Linked DNA regions of Homo sapiens: region 2 is linked to region 1. The links are chromatin contacts, found by Hi-C or POLR2A ChIA-PET in ENCODE. All regions are on one chromosome and are shown on one strand. Each heading gives the region's core, a stretch centred on a gene start or an enhancer-like site at or near the end of the contact. The rest is flanking DNA. Distances are from core to core; before and after follow the strand shown. Region 1 overlaps FRMD4A (FERM domain containing 4A). Region 2 overlaps FRMD4A (FERM domain containing 4A).

Evidence for each region. Hi-C counts contacts between places; a loop is a spot of excess contacts on that map. ChIA-PET counts read pairs that join two places held with the same protein, here RNA polymerase II (POLR2A). Pooled maps may share reads with other maps.
Region 2: a loop to region 1 is called in a pooled map, with 2.3 times the contacts of the local background. The contact joins two enhancer-like sites. A Hi-C loop is called at or near these places in 3 of 50 pooled maps. POLR2A ChIA-PET finds 5 or more read pairs at or near these places in 4 of 52 experiments (AG04450, HCT116, WTC11 and 1 more).

What each region holds. Positions count from the first base shown.
Region 1 is chr10:13,658,754-13,664,096 of GRCh38, reverse strand. It overlaps FRMD4A (FERM domain containing 4A), which reads left to right. Exons shown (of 25, transcript NM_018027.5): 19 at 588-644; 20 at 3,544-3,781; 21 at 4,607-4,774. Among named protein-coding and RNA genes, the nearest start is that of PRPF18, 74 kb to the right of the region's middle. RefSeq lists enhancers at 3,390-3,449, 3,780-3,829. Within about 2 kb of position 3,921, at least 15 of the 41 ENCODE cell types and tissues checked have a DNase peak (open chromatin) inside an H3K27ac peak, as active enhancers do.
Region 2 is chr10:13,884,531-13,889,725 of GRCh38, reverse strand. The region is part of intron 2 of FRMD4A (FERM domain containing 4A); the gene reads left to right. Among named protein-coding and RNA genes, the nearest start is that of FRMD4A-AS2, 100 kb to the left of the region's middle. RefSeq lists an enhancer at 2,417-2,546. Within about 2 kb of position 2,190, at least 3 of the 41 ENCODE cell types and tissues checked have a DNase peak (open chromatin) inside an H3K27ac peak, as active enhancers do.

The DNA of each region.
Region 1 (5,343 bases), core at 2,672-5,171:
AGGGAGGATTATTTTACCATCTCCCTTTTGGGTGTGTTCTCCCGGTTAATTGAATGGCATCTATAAAAATAAGCTTTGGAGAGATGGAGCCTGTATTTAGCACGCTTGTTTTCTCTACTAATGACTTACAAAGTTTATTGAGAAGCCATTTATTGCCACAGAAGCAAAGCAAAGTGCCTACCCTGGTTTCGCATTTGTAGAATCAAAAGCAGTTTGCGTCCTTTGGTTTTGCTGGTACACGCCCTGGGTTTGTGCAGGGACAATGATGTGGTTTAATCAGGCTGGGGCAGCCTTTATATTCGGTATGAAGCCACTCTGCATTGCAGTATTCTATGAAACCGGGGCACAAACACACAAAGGCTAGGGCACATGGGCACATGGCAGTGTCGGGGTGGGGAGGCTGAGCCAATGACCCACCACGGGGACTGACAAAAGAAACACCCAACAGCATTTTTATTGTATCTGGTGGGTTGTTTCTGGTTAGGAAGAGAAAGGTATGAGGTGGTAGTAGACATGCTATTTTTACAGATAGGGCTTTGCTGAAGGAATGTGCTGAACTCATAGGCTATTGCTTTTTGTCTTCTCAGATGGAAACATTGCCAGTGAAGACAGCTCCCTCTCAGATGCCCTTGTTCTTGAGGATGGTAGGTTTATGCATTTCCTGCTTACAAACCTACAGCTCAGAGTAAACAGAGATGAATTTCTATGTAGTCTGGGGATTGCCTTGTGTAAAGGCAAGAGCCAGGCCAAAAGGCAGCTGGGCTCCCTGCAAGCTCTCTCATTTCCCAGTATTCACCTCTTTGGTTGGGAGTGGGTAGGTGCTGCATAAACCCATGTGTATTAGAGCTTTTCATCAGTGAGTGGTGCTTTACTTTTTTAGAAGCCAAAAACTTTTTTTTTTTTTTTTGAGACAGGGTCTCACACTATTGCCCAGGCTGGAGTGCAGTGGTATGATCTCGGCTCACTACAACCTCTGCCTCCTAGGCTCAAGTGATTCTTCCACCTCAGCCTCCCTAGTAGCTGGGACTACAGCATGCCACCACACCTGGCAATTTTTGTATTTTTTTGTAGAGACTGGGTTTGCCATGTTGCTCCTGGGTTCAAGCGACCCACCCACCTCGGCCTCCCAAAGTGCTGGGAGGATTACAGGCAGGAGCCACCATACCTGGCCCAAAACCACGTTTAGCTAGACAGAGAATCTACACACTAGGCATAGCTTCCTTTTGAGTATTCATGGTATCTAAAAGAAAAGGGTAGAAATTGATTTAGATCACAAATCAAAGATTGAAACCCACTAGGAGAGTGTAAGGATCGTGAGAAGAAATGGAACACACCCTCTGTTGCTTCCCAAGACAGTAGTGAAAGTAAGAGGGGAGATATCCCAGTAGATACACACTCAGGCTGGAAAACTGTCTTATTATTTCCCACTGAACTCTTAAAACCTGGCAGTTAGGATATTTTCTTGGGAAATTCTTAAAAAAACAGAACTGATCCCTCCCCCAACCCCCATCACCACCATACGTCGGGGAAGAAAGAATTCCAAACCCAGAACCATGTGAGAATACTCCTGTGGATGTTTAACCATCGTACTGGGAGGCGGGTACATTAATTATATGGAAATATATTAAGTGGCAGTTAATTTTTTTGCCCTGTATGGAAACCTCAGGCAGGCAGTGATAAGTGGCTGTTCAGATGGAAAGCATGAAAGGTCCACACTAGTCATAGTAATAATGATAATTGCAATAATAATAATGATTGCTCTTGATGTGAGGAAAGTCTGGCGGATTATTTACCCAGTCACCTTGGCTGTGCTATTAGAAATCAGATTGGAATATATTTGTCTGCTTCATTACAAGCCGGGGACGCCATTGGGCTACAAGGAAATGGGGGGCTTGAGCATCAGAGATCCCAGCCCTGCGGTTGGCCTCTGAGTATCCCAGTCTCCCCTGGAAAGGGAAGAAAAATTGAGAGATTCCTTGGTAGTAGAGGGGTGCCTGGAGCAATAGGTAATGTCACGGGGTAATTTTGAGATATCATTCCGTGATTCCAGCTTCTTCCCCGTGTTCCAGATGCAGACCCCTGGACTTCCTCACAGGTGTCGGCACATCCTTTTGCCACAGTCCCACTGCAGGGTCTCTTTCTGGGGACTCTTCCTTTACTGATTTGAGGGCAAAGGAGGAGTGGGTGCATAGTGGGTGTCCACGGCTGGGGGACTGAGAATTAGGCTGTGAAACAAGTCGCTGGAAATGGATTTAGGGGCAAGTGAATGGTAGTTGGTTGGTTGTAAGGTTTGCTTCTGTGCTTTTTTCCCCTCCACCTCCCATGTCTGCCTTCCCTGTGAAGCCTGAATCGTTCCCTCCTCTCTCTTCTCAATGCTGACCTGCCCTAGCCTGAAGTCCTCATTCATCCCCCTCTCTAGTCTCTCTCCCTTCCTTTCTAGTTTTAGAACACTGCCAGGTGAATAGTTCTAAAACAGGATTTTTCACTCCGACGCATCCGTGCTTAAGACATCGCAAAGTTTTCCTGTGGCTTTTCAAAATCTCAACTCGGAATTCCAGGCCCCCATCAGTCGGGCTCTTGGCTCACATGGTGCACACAGAAGGCGGCTGTGCTGGCCAGAGCTCTGCCCTTACTCCCCCTGCCCCTCCTCACCAGCCCCTGCCTGGCCAGATGTGCCTGCAGCTGGTACCCTGCCCTCAGGGCCTCCACACTTTGGTTCAAGCCCTTCCTTCCTCCTCCTCTTTGCCTGCCCACTGCTCAAGCCCCTTCAAGACCAGCCTCTCCCACAGCACCTCCTAGACTCACTGAATTTGCTTTTTCTGAAAGTCCTCTAGCGCACTGACGTGTTAGATCATTTCTTTCCTGGAGGCAGGGAATCATTTATTAATACATAATCTTTGTAGCTCATCTCCTTAAAAAAGTTAAGGCAGTTTCAAAATTAAAATATAGAGGAAGAGATTAAAAGAGAATAAACACAGCTCTGGGGGAAAAAAGCAGAGTAGACACCCGATCCACCCAGCAGGTATTTACAATGGACATATAGACCCTCATTCATTTTTTCTTCTCCAACCAATGGTTATCAAGCACCTACTATGTGTCGGCTGAGGATCTAGCAGCAGATGAAACAGACAAAACTCTCCCAGAACTCAGACCCTCCCACAGTGAATCAGATGCTTAGCATCTGTTGAAAGACAACTTAGCACTACAGCAGTAACTACATTTTGCTGTTTAGTGTGAAGCAGTCATTTGTTGGTGGTATTTAATGACGTTCAGACTTCACTCCATTCGTGTCTAATCAAAAGTGACGCATCTCTTCCCATGCAATCCCGCCTGCAGTGGAGGTTTGGCTTGCCCTGGTTTGGTTTGACTCGTCTTGACTTGTCTTGGCAACTGGGGAAGAGTTTCAGGGTTTCTCATCACAGGGGTGAAGGTGTGGGTTTGGCTGTGTGGCTCCAAGGTGCGGGTGGAGGGGTGTAGGGGTTCTGTCTCAGCCTGTGGGAAGGATGACCGGGGCTCAGTTCCTCTCTTCCTGTCTTTGTGCAGAAGACTCTCAGGTTACCAGCACAATATCCCCCCTACATTCTCCTCACAAGGGACTCCCTCCTCGGCCACCGTCGCACAACAGGCCTCCTCCTCCCCAGTCCCTGGAGGGACTCCGACAGATGCACTATCACCGCAACGACTATGACAAGTCACCCATCAAGCCCAAAATGTGGAGTGAGTCCTCTTTAGATGAACCCTATGAGAAGGTCAAGAAGCGCTCCTCTCACAGCCATTCCAGGTGAGCTGCATCGTGAATGAGGCCAAATGAGGCCTCCCTCTATGCTCTGGAAGAATCAAAGGGCCGTCCCAAGTAGCATCCACGGTGACAAAATCCACATCAACCTAGTTCCTCCCCGTGGGGTTTGCCTTTCACGGGGCCGTGCTCACAGCGCCCTCTGCTGCCGACACTGTTGAGGTACATTTTTGTGACTCAGAGAAATTGGGGCTTTGGCCCACAATCAACGTGATGGCAGATGGTTTGAATGCTGTTAAATTCCAGAGGAATTAATTAGGAAATCTCAGGCAGCGCTATTCTGAAATAGCAAGTGAAAGTCCACTCGGAGCAAATGCAGAGTGGTTCAGAACTCTACCCCCTCATCCAGCAGAATTCTCCAGCCAAGCAGCTGTAATCCAAGCTGTGTATTATCAGCTCATTACCGGGCTGACTTTGTAGGGAGGTTTTTTTTGGGGGGGAAGGCATTTTCGGTCTGCTTCTCTGTTTTTCCCATTTCCTTTAATCACCCTACCAAGCTCCAAGGGGGGTGCCAGGACAGGTAAATATTTGTTTCTTGGAAAACAAAAACTGTAAGGGCAGGACCGTCACACTGCCTGACACAGAGAAGGCTGACCAGGGTTTTCCTCTCATATTGCCTAGGTTGGGAGGGGGGAGGGCATACCCCCTGCTGGGGAAAGGCTGAGAACCACAGTAGAGGTCTGACCAAGCGAGGTGGGAGTCACGGGCGAGCTTTCCCCACATGCTGGGATCATTGTCCTGAACTAGCCAGCCCCCCAGGAAAGGTGCTGTCTGTCTGGCGGTGACCACGTGGCATCCTTGGCTTTGCAGCAGCCACAAGCGCTTCCCCAGCACAGGAAGCTGTGCGGAAGCCGGCGGAGGAAGCAACTCCTTGCAGAACAGCCCCATCCGCGGCCTCCCGCACTGGAACTCCCAGTCCAGCATGCCGTCCACGCCAGACCTGCGGGTCCGGAGTCCCCACTACGTCCATTCCACGAGGTGAGTCTGCCTGGCCTTCCTGCTCAGACCAAGCCTTCCTTTTTAAAATTGGGCATTGTCAGCCCCAAGCTGGCCCAAATAATGGATGAGCTACAGTCAGACCTGAACCTGGGAGGATAAATGAAGCGGAATAAAAAACCAAGCTGGCAGCAGTCAACCCCCGTTAGCCAAGAGACCCATGCACAGGGCACTTGGAGTCAGCCAAAGAATCCCCGGGCTTCTGGAGACAGGGAGCATGGAAAGTTTCCTAAGCAAAGCAGAGGCCACAGAGGCTGGCTGGGTTAGCATGGGAAGAGGTCTTCTATCTTTCTACTGAGGCCTAAATTTATACTGGACTTCCTTTAGTGCCTCAAAATGTAAATTCATAAAGAGCAAAAGAGCCAGGCAAAAATGAGGCTTCAGTGAATCACACCTTCTGTTTCTTTTTTTTTTTTTTTTTTTGAGATGGAGTCTTGCTCTGTCACCCAGGCTGGAGTACAGTGGCGCGATCTTGGCTCGCTGCAACCTCTGCCTCCCGTGTTCAAGCGATTCTCCTGCCTCAGCCTCCCAAGTAGGTGGGATTACAGGCA
Region 2 (5,195 bases), core at 941-3,440, 230 kb before region 1:
TAGGAATAAGGATCAGAAAATCTCTCCACCCTCTTTTGTTCTGACCAAGTGTGATCTGCCGCTGCTATTGCTATATTGTTTTTGGCACTTGTCTTGAACTAATTTTATTAATAAGACTTGTTATTTATGGCACGGGTTCTCTTTGTAATTTGCAGACATTGTTATCAAGTCCCCTGATAACCTGGCAGGTGGCTGGTGCCATTAGCATGATCTCGTCATTGGGGAAACTGAGACCCCTTGAGGTTCAGTGAGTTGCTGATTTCATAATCCATGAGAACAGCATCCCAGATGTGCACAGCTCTCGATGTTATTGTCACAGCGAAGTTATAGCCTGAGGTCAAAGGGAAAGACATCCAGTGACTCCTTGCTTGGTTCTGGAACTTGGGGAGAGAGCTCTGTGGAATAGCAGATATGCAAGAGTTGCCAAGGAAAGAGCTCTTGAGTCAACCTTAAGGAGTGGATGCAAAAAGTGAGATTGGTTTGTGATGTGAAAGAAAGGGATATGGAAGGTTCAGGAGATCTCATATTGAGGGGACTTGCCAGGCTACCTTTGTCTTTAAGTAAGTGTTGGGTGAGACTACCATCAAAGATCGTTACTGCCTTTACTGCATGAATATACCACTTGTGTTTACATTGTTTATGCTGGTGCGTGTGTGTTTGCATCCGCACGTGCGTGCAGCATGCTTGTAGTTCAATTCACGTGTCCAGCAAGCCATATACTTACCCCTCATAAGACTTGCGTTTAGCCTGACGCATCATACTGAATGAAAGTATAATGGAGCAATTTACAATCTAAAGCTTTGTTCTTAGATATTTTTGCATATTTTAAGAAAAGGAACAGTATAACTTTTGAAGAATTCCTAGTTCAATATGTCAAAATGAGAAATAGACATGCTAACAGTTAACCAGCTTTTGAAGTTCTTTTAAACTACTCTCCACAGAGTATTAGAATGTCTGAGTCCAGTGTCAGGAGTAACTTCAATTCATATGTCTTATTTTTGGGGTAGCACCTGATATGATAACATTTGTGGCAGAATTTCTCTTTTTTGGTTTATTTGTTGTGCAAAATCTCAGCATCTTAGAAGCAATTTCTGGGACCTCATAAGAAAGCAATAGGGTAATGATCTTCTAATGATTCCTCAGTCTAAACCCTAAAAACTATATTCCCCTTGAGCTAAAACAGGAGTTCTCTTACCTTAATAGAATCAGCAAGTAACTCAGGCCCATGTGCCCTCATGACCTCCCCAGGACACTGCATTTTTATCGGTTCACCCCACCTTACCCATTTCTGATTCTGCGCTGTCCGTTTCTCTCTGGAAATGTCATGAAAGGAACAACAACAAAAAGATGTTGGATGTCTCTGAAAAGTTAGGCATTGATGTAAGAAAAGGAAGAAAAGGGATCATTGCATCAATTGTGGAGGGTATGTAGATATTTGGGTTTTTCCTCCAATAGCAAAATCAGAGTCAGAGAATCTTGGAAAAGTGGCTGCTAAAAAATCTGATCTTGTGGGGAAGGGCGTGCTGGATTTTATCTTGAGGTGTTCATTCCAGCCATAATCAGACTGAAGTACATCAGTAGTATTTTCCATTTTTAGTTGTTGTTTTTCCCAGAAAATTTCATCTCCAGAGTTGGTACAATAGCTCTTGGAACTTTGGGCTTTGGAGTCACGATTGCACACAAAGGCCAGACGGTTTCAATGCTCTCTTCTGCAAAAAGTTTTCTGAATCAGCATAAATCCAGCTTATCAAAAATTCTCTTCACAGCAGTTTCATTTTAGTTCCCTAAATCCATCAGCTGCCACCCTTTCCGTTGTCTCATGGAATCAGCACATCCTTCTCTTATAAGGAATAATTTAGACACACCCTTACATTGGAAGTAACCAGCTCTACCACCAGTGGCATTATTTTAAAAATCCCTATCACTGTTCCTCTCTTACGTTTACAGAAGATGGTCAGAGCTGGTGCTACTGTTTAGTACATTGCACTAATGCTTATTTGGGGGGCTAATGAGTGTGTGTGTGCGTTCAGTTATGTTTGTTTTTTGTTTTGGTTTTGTTTTGTTTTCAGATGGAGTCTTGCTCTGTCACCAGGCTGGAGTGCAGTGGTGCAATCTCGGCTCACGGCAACCTCTGCCACCCTGCCTCAGCCTCCCAAGTAGCTGGGAATACAGGCACGTGCCACTACGCCCAGCTAATTTTTGTATTTTTAGTAGAGACGGGGTTTCACCATGTTGGCCAGTATGGTCTCGATCTCCTCACCATGTGATCCGCCCACCTCAGCCTCCCAAAGTGCTGGGATTACAGGCGTGAGCCACCGCCCCCGGCCTCAGTTCTTAACTGTATCAGTGGAAATTGGGCATTTTCCTCCCAAAGAGAAACATTGTTCATCTTCCACTTGAAGATGGAAGTCACTGCTAAGAATAAAAGTCACAGTTGTTGGAAAGTAATAGAGGACTATGGGGGATCCGGTTCAGTTCAGGGGCCTTATTACTACCAAATAATCAAGAAGAAATGAGTGGTAGTCTCAGTTTGAGTCAAATCAAAACCTCTCTACAGATGTACCAGCATAATTAATTCTAATTCAGAGAAGTTCCTTGTAGGCTCTAGCTTGTTAGGAAGGGCGATCTCTACACTGTGTGATGTTTTCTGGCTTTTTGTTTTAAAGGTAGAGCTCCAGCCATTCAATGATGCAATACAAGAAGAAACGTGTTGTCTGTGGTCAGGAGCATTGGTACATCCATACCCTTTGCCCCAAACTCTGACTTACATTCACATGTTCCTTTTTGCTCCTGCCTTCTTAGCAATTATTTGCCAATCCGTGGCTACTGCGTATGTTTTGCTTGCATACACTCACTACATTAACTCGCTGCTCATGTTGAGCACTCCCCGGACCCTGGTTGTATAAGCAAATCGCTGAGTGAGTGTAGCAGACCGCACTCCAACATGGATCTGTTTAGACTTCAGAAACCTGAAAAACCAGCCAAGCATGGTGGCGTGTGCCTGTGTTCCCAGCTGCTCCAGGAGGCTAAAATGGGAGGATTGTTTGAGTTCAGGAGTTGGAGGTTACAGTGAGCTATGATTGCACCATTGCGCTCCAGCCTGGGCAACAGAGGGAGAACCTGTCTCTAAAAAAATAAAAATAAAGGAAAAAAAAGAAAGAAATCTGGAAAACCCCAGTGGTCTAAAGCACAGTGTCGCTTGTTAGGCCCACCTGTGTCAAAACTTTTCTTAGTCTGTGCTGTGGTATGGCCCCTCTTCCTCAGTTAGTAATGCATTACCAACCTTAAAGTCCGGAGTCCTGGTCCTAATGCAGAATCCCAAACCTTTTAATGATATTTTGCACTTCAAATTAGCCAAAACCTCTCCCTGCACACTTGAAGCTACCACTCCACAATTTCCTGTGGGATTAGCCTGTTCATTGGTGATGCAGCCTTCTTTGCAGGGTTTTTGCCTTTCTTTGTCCTTGCTGTATGGGGAACGCATGGGAAAAAAAACAAAAACGGCAGGTAATGGGGAATTAGATTGATAATGCATCACAGGGAATGGAAATAATAATCGGCGAGTTGCCAGGCTGTGCCATTCATAACCAGAAAATGTACCATTACGCTCTCGCCACATGCCTGGGAAGAAGTATATAGATGTGATAAAACCCAAACTAGGAAGCCAGACAGTGTGGGTCCTCCAGAGCTAGACGACATACCTACCAATAGCCGGAGAGTCTAGCGCTGGCTTGCCCATCTCCCGACTCCCACTGGCCAGCCCTGCTAAGTATCTGATATTTATTTCTCTGTTGCCCAGAGAGAGAGAGAGAGAGAAGGAGAGATGGGAGGGTGATGAGGACATGAAGTAGACACTGATGGAGCACAATGGGGAGCAGTGTTCGGCCTTCTCAATCCCCTTTTATTGGGCTGCTTGAGTGTTTTGTAACAGAAGAACTGCAGAGTGACCAGTAGCACAGATGTAGCCTGCAGGTCTTGGCAGGAGGGGAGAACCATGTACAGAAGGCAGTTGTAACAAGGGCTACTGTTAGCAAGGGCTGCAGCCACGGCTGCAGGGCTGCCCATCACAGTCAATGCCTGGTGCAGTCTACAAACCACGTGCATATGTGATCTGGGGGTTATCCAGCCAATCAAACATTTTAGAGAGATGGTGCTTTAGGAATGAAAGGGGGTATCTAGATCATTTTTGCAAATGAGGAAGAGCTTACAGGCATTGAGGGACCTCGCCCTGGTCTCAGCTGCTGCGCCAAGGCTGGTGTCCCTGCCTCCTGATGTGGATCTGTGTGGTGCAACCTGGCATGGCAAACAGAGAGGGGAGGATGGCGCCATCTTGCCCTGGGTTTGGTCATCTAACCAGCTCTGCCACTGCTTATGTGGCCTTGGGTGAATTACTGAGTCTCTCTGAGCCTTGGTTGCTTTATTTATAAGTGACATTCGGAGGAGCAAATTAGTTAATATCTGTGAAACGCCTAACTCTCAAAAAGTATGGGAGACTCTTTTTTCTGGAGAGATGGGATCTTGCTATGTTTCCCAGGCTGGTCTCGAATTCCTGGCCTCAAACGATCCTCCTGCCTTGGCCTCCCCAAGCCCTGGGATTACAGGCATGAGCTACTGCATTAGGCAAGGAGACTTCTCTAGAATAAGAGATTTTGTCTTTGCATTTCCCCCTCTCCAACCTTGTTTACTTATATTACTGGAAGGCTCAACGATGCTAACTTTGGGGGGATATGATCCCATCGAGGTAGAAGAAGCCAGCTGGCTGTAGAAGTGGAGGTGCTACTGAAATAAATGGTGCATCCTCACTTATAATACTGAAATCAATTTTATAGACAGAAAGTAGTATACGTGGACAAATGTTAGCTCTGATATTTCACAAGTGTCACCTAGCCTTCCAGAAAGGGTTCTGCAGATAAAGTCATGACCCTAGCCATTCTTACCTTGTTGGGAACAGGGAAGATTTGTGAAGATGGCAGGTGGCAGGATGTAATAGAGTCTTCTAGCTGTGAAAAGGAATTAGGGTCTATCACTGGGAGCAGATGAGAGAGCCCAGGGCTCTACTACATCTGGGTCTCCAGCGAGTCCTGGAACATTAAGGTAGAGAAGGTCGGTGGGGGGAAGGGAAGGAAGAAAAGACAGATGACTTTGCCTTTGACCCAGTGGATTATATTACCAATTTCTAAGAATTTCTGAAATTC